2 separate regions of the Homo sapiens genome follow, and region 2 is linked to region 1. Evidence: read pairs that join two places in POLR2A ChIA-PET (ENCODE). Cell type or tissue: GM12878. All regions are shown on one strand.

Evidence for each region. Peaks named below come from ENCODE experiments on the same cell type or tissue, not always from the same donor. Only the 100,000 strongest peaks of a DNase experiment are listed, where the experiment ranks them.
Region 2: POLR2A ChIA-PET joins it to region 1 with 8 read pairs; 7 of 35 experiments call an interaction of 5 or more read pairs at or near these places.

Annotation. Positions count from the first base shown.
Region 1 is chr7:150,434,680-150,437,179 of GRCh38, forward strand. The region is part of intron 1 of LINC00996 (long intergenic non-protein coding RNA 996); the gene reads left to right. Among named protein-coding and RNA genes, the nearest start is that of LINC00996, 2.3 kb to the left of the region's middle. RefSeq lists enhancers at 867-1,086, 1,307-1,406. In GM12878, no CTCF peak of the experiment used is centred here; a DNase peak (open chromatin) is centred at 1,212; H3K4me3 peaks cover 2,247 bases; H3K27ac peaks cover 2,340 bases.
Region 2 is chr7:150,667,706-150,670,205 of GRCh38, forward strand. All of the region lies in intron 2 of LOC124901774 (a long non-coding RNA gene), which reads right to left. Among named protein-coding and RNA genes, the nearest start is that of GIMAP2, 17 kb to the right of the region's middle. In GM12878, no CTCF peak of the experiment used is centred here; a DNase peak (open chromatin) is centred at 956; H3K27ac peaks cover 2,500 bases.

The DNA of each region.
Region 1 (2,500 bases):
GAGGCAGAGGTTGCAATGAGTCAAGATCGTACCATTGCACTCTAGCCTCGGCAATAAGAGCGAAACTTGGTCTCAAAAAAATAAAGGCAAAAGGAGGAGTGCACAGGAGTTGTTGAGTTGTTTTTGAACAAAGAGAACATTGGTTACTTGGGCACAGGAGTTGAGGTCAGATTCTTAGTGGAGATGGCATGTGAGGTGAGAGTGCTCCAACATGTGGCCGGCCGTCCAGTGACTCCTGTGGCAGGCTGCAGTTGGGAAGGCCCTTGGAAATAGTCCTTATTACAGGCATATGTGTGTCACAGCCTTCAGAGAGTCTTTGTAATAGTCCTTTTTTTTCCTTTTCTTTTTAGAAATGGGGTCTTGCCTTGTTGCCCAGGCTGGAGTGCAGCAACGTGATCATAGTTTACTGTAGCCTGGGCTCAACTCCTGGGCTCCAGTGATCCTCCCGCCTCAGCCTCACAAGTAGCTGGGACCATAGGTGTGAGCCACTGTGTTTGGCTGTAATCGTTGTTATTGTAGGCGCATGTGCATGAGGACCCTCCCTTCTTAGGCTCCTGACTCTACTTTGCTTGGGTTTGAAACAAGTGACTCCATCTTGAAATGGACAACTGGCACAGAATAGAGCATTTCAAGGGCAGATTAGATGGCAACTTAAAAAAAAGGTAAAGAAAAATTAAAGAAAAAATTAAAGGTAAGGAAAAATTTACACTTTCTAGGAACTTCACGAAGGAAGGGAAACATGAGACAAAGAAAGAGAAGTGGTTATCAGAAACTAAACTGCACGAGGCTTGTGAGGTTTCTCATGTTCCTCCTGGAACTTCCTCCTAGACTGTATTCTGCCATCTGCTCTGGGGTCACGAGGGAAAGGGCCCCTCTCCTTTCATGGCCTAGAAAGCGTGGCTCTGAGCCATTCTTTGGGCTGAGGTGGGTGTCTGGGGTGCTGGTGGGGACAGCCAGGCCCTGCCTTCCTGGGTACCTCTTGCTGCTTGTCAACAGACCCTGCCCTCCATACTGTGAGGGATTGAAGGATTAACTCCAATTCTTTCCTGTCCTCCATTCATACCCATGCCATTGCTCATCTTGGGCGGACTGTATTTCCCTGCCCATTGAGTTTCGGTTTGGTCTTGTGACTTGCTTTGGCCACTAGAATGGGGCAAAGTGAGAGGGTTCCCGTTCTCAGCCTGCCCCTTGTAAGACCCTGCAGGCTTCTGCTGGCCTCCTGGGTTTCTGCCCTTGCCTGGGGGCTTTCCCTGGGTGGTTTCGGTTCCTTCTACTTGGTACCTGAAATGAAGACATGTGGGACAAAGCCACTCCAGCTGACCTAGAGATCAACAAGATGAAGCCAGTAGACCCACAGATGACTGAGAAATGTGTTTATTGCTGTATCTGTGCCATGTCGATTTTTGTGGTTGTTTGCTGTATGTCACTATTTTGGCAATAGCTATATATTCCCTTTTCCTTCTTCTCTGTGCTCTGGTCTGAATTAATGCCTCTTTGTTTCATCTCATTTCCCATTGCTTTTCACTTTATTATAAAAGCACTGCAATTTATACATTGAAGCAGAAAAGAAGGGTGGAATCCCCATAATTCCATACCCTTCTGTGAATACACTGGTGTCCAGACTGTTGGAATATATTCATTTATTCTCTCTTCATATGTACATTTAAAAGATGAATCAATTCTTTTTTTTTTAAAAGCAAATTGTTTCATTTAACAATACATGGTAAATATACTTGGTGTTAGTGCTGTCTTCAGGGTTCCGTGGAGCGTTTTACAGTCTTCTTTTTAGCACCCTCCTAAAGATGTTGAAGGAGGTGGGTGATGGGGTTGCCTGACTCCTTCACCAGGAGCATCCTCACATCCATCTCTTTCACACATTGGGGTTTCACATGCGCGTTTATTTGCAAAACAGGGCTCTGCTACAAAAATCACCAGTTGAAAATCACCAATCTAAAAACTGCTTTTTATGTGTTTTAATGATATACCATGCAACATTATTATAACCAATCCCTTATTTGAAAATTTAGGTTGTTTTGGGTTTTATAATTAAAATCACATGCTTATGGCATATATTTGTGTATACTCTTAATTATTTCCTTACAATAAATTATTAGAAGTGGACATATAATTTCTATAAGTGTAGGTATAAAATCCTGGCAGTAGAATTTCTAAAAGTGGAAAGCATATGTTCATGTAAAGGCTGCTAAATTGCCAAAATACCCTCCCAAAACCTTATCAGTTACTCTTCCACTGGCAGTGATGCCAGGTAGAACCTCTGACTGTTTGGCAAATGAATGTTTGTATCTTGTGGCTTTAAATTACTGTTCTTTACTAATTAAATGAGGCTATTTCTTCATATAGTTATTACCATTTGCATATCTTGTCTTGTGAATTTTTTGTTTATGTGCTTTGAGCATTTTTTTTGACTAGGATGTCATCTTTTTCTCATTGATTTATAATACCACTTATATATGCTATGTTAGAAAGAATGCTGGATTAT
Region 2 (2,500 bases), 230 kb after region 1:
AACCCCAGTGAGAATATGGAGGACGTATTTTGGGTATATGTGATCACTGATGGACTGAGTAGTTAAAAATGTATGTGGGAGAACTTCAGGGCAGGATGAAGAAGGAAAGTTAGAGAAAGGCAAATAGAGCAGTCTCTGCTATTTTAATGGATGATATTCAAGCCTGGGATCTGTAGCAAGTTAAACCTATAGAGGTCATCTTTTTACAAGATGTGGCCAAGATAACAGGCAACAGACCACGTCAAAGAAACCTTCCAGTGGACCCCCAGCATTTAAGGACTTGATTTGTTTGTTTGTTTGTTTGTTTGTTTTGAGGCAGAGTCTTGCTCTGTCACCCAGGCTGGAGTGCAATGGCGTGGTCTCAGCTCACTGCAACCTCTGCCTCCCAGATTCAAGCAATTCTCTTGCCTCAGCCTCCCAAGTAGCTGGGATTACAGGCACCCACCACCATGCCCAGCTAATTTTTTGTATTTTCAGTAGAGACGGGGTTTCACCATGTTGGCCAGGCTGGTCTCAAACTCCTGATCTCATGATCCACCCACCTCAGCATCCCAAAGTGCTAGGATTACAGGTGTGAGCCACGGTGCCCAGCCAAGGGCTTGAATTGTTAACTCTTCACTTGAGCTATTAATATTTGATTTGTATTCAGCTCCTTTGACTTCCTTCTCAGTATCTCCCTGTGAGTTATTTTCCCCTTACCTAGCCACTGTCCTGATGGAAAACCTTTACCTCTGAGAGAGGAATGACAGCTCCAGACCAATGGGGTGCATGTTTTACTGAGGGGACTTTCAGCCCTTTCAGATCACACAGGATAAGACAGTTATCTACCCTCTCTGAGAACAGAGCTTGCTGCTATAGCAGCCCTGGGTCTTGTGGTTTCCTTTCACACACTGAAGTTATTTTTCACACTTCACAAAACACCTAGAAACCAAATGCCTCTCAACACTCAGGGAGATGAAACTCAGGAAGGACAGCAAGTGAAAATGAAAAGATATTATGGGAGAGTTTTTGGAGAGGAAATGGGGTAGGGGCTGACAGGGTTATGAGCAAAGGAAACAGAATGGGCTGGTGACCCAGTGGGTTCACCTCAAAGTTTACAGCCAGGGTTCCTCTATGCTCTCTTTGACTCACTTGTTCTGTTTCCATGCACTGAGAGGGTGCAGTTCGTGGGAGGCAGAGCAAGTGGAGGAGGACCACAATTAAAGCGACCAAAATTCAGATTATGTAAAGCCTGATGAGGGAGAAGGTTTTGAATTCATAATTCACACAGCCCACAATTACACATATCTGACTGTGACATACCTAGATTCAAGCCTGGAGTGTTTTTCCATTTTCCATAATAAAACATTCAGGATCCAAACTTAATTATGAGTTTCTGTAAAAAATCATCTGCTAAAATCTCCAGCCTCATTTCTACACAATGTGACTTCCCACCTTGAGGATCTAGCCATCCTTGGCTTTCTTTGATTAACTGAGAGTTCCATGTCTTCACTTACCTTGGAATATGCTTTATCTTCTTCCTGGAAATACTTCTAATCTCTTTCCCTAACTTCTACTCACTATTCAATTTCAGCTTAAACAATGTTGATTTTTCTAAGAAGTCTTTTCCAACTACTCCTACTATTAGTTTAGCAGATCCTCTATACACTCTTAAAACATCCTAGTGTTCTCCTTAATAACATTCATTATCCTACTGTTTTTGTTAACTGTCATGTTTGCCTGAGAAAGGAGGTAGTGATAGGGAAAAGGTGGTGATGGTAAAAATAGAAGAGGGAGGTTTTATAGGATGGCACAGAAGAAAATAAAATATTTGATTGGTTACAGTTATACAGTTACCTTATTTGGTCTACCCTGTTGTAAAGTCCATAGTTTTGTTTGCTGGCTACTTCTAATTAGTTGAGCTTAAGTTCTGCTTTTATTTAATATTAAACATTTACAAGAAATAGCTCAAATTAAGACTTGCTTATCTTTGCAAATCAAGCAAGGTTGAGGTCATTTGTAAGGCCTAACTGCTTTTGTCTGCTCAGGTATTCTCCGGGTCTGGTCTCCATTTTAATTTACTTTAACAAAAAGAGACGAGACCCTCAAACCAGGTCCAGCTAGAACTAGCACAATTGAAGACAGAATTGCTCTGTCTTAGAAATGGATAAGATTACTTAGGAATATCAAGGCAAAAATCCTGAATTAGCTATTAACAAATAGAATCAAGCAACACCTTGTGTGATTAAGATTTGTCTAAGTATGCAAAGAAGTCAATATTAGGAAATACTAGGAAATATTTTTATACAATTTAATGTATTACAAAGCTATGGAGCAACATAATCTGATCACCTCCTTAGCTGTTGAAAAGTAATTTGGTAAAATTAAATGTCTAATAATTGGTTCTTTTTCCCCATAAGAAAATTTTCCATCTCAACCTCAAAGTCTGCATCTAGTTTAATGGTAAACATTGAGATATTGCCACAAAAGTTAAGAACAAGCTAAGGAAGCCTACTATCAT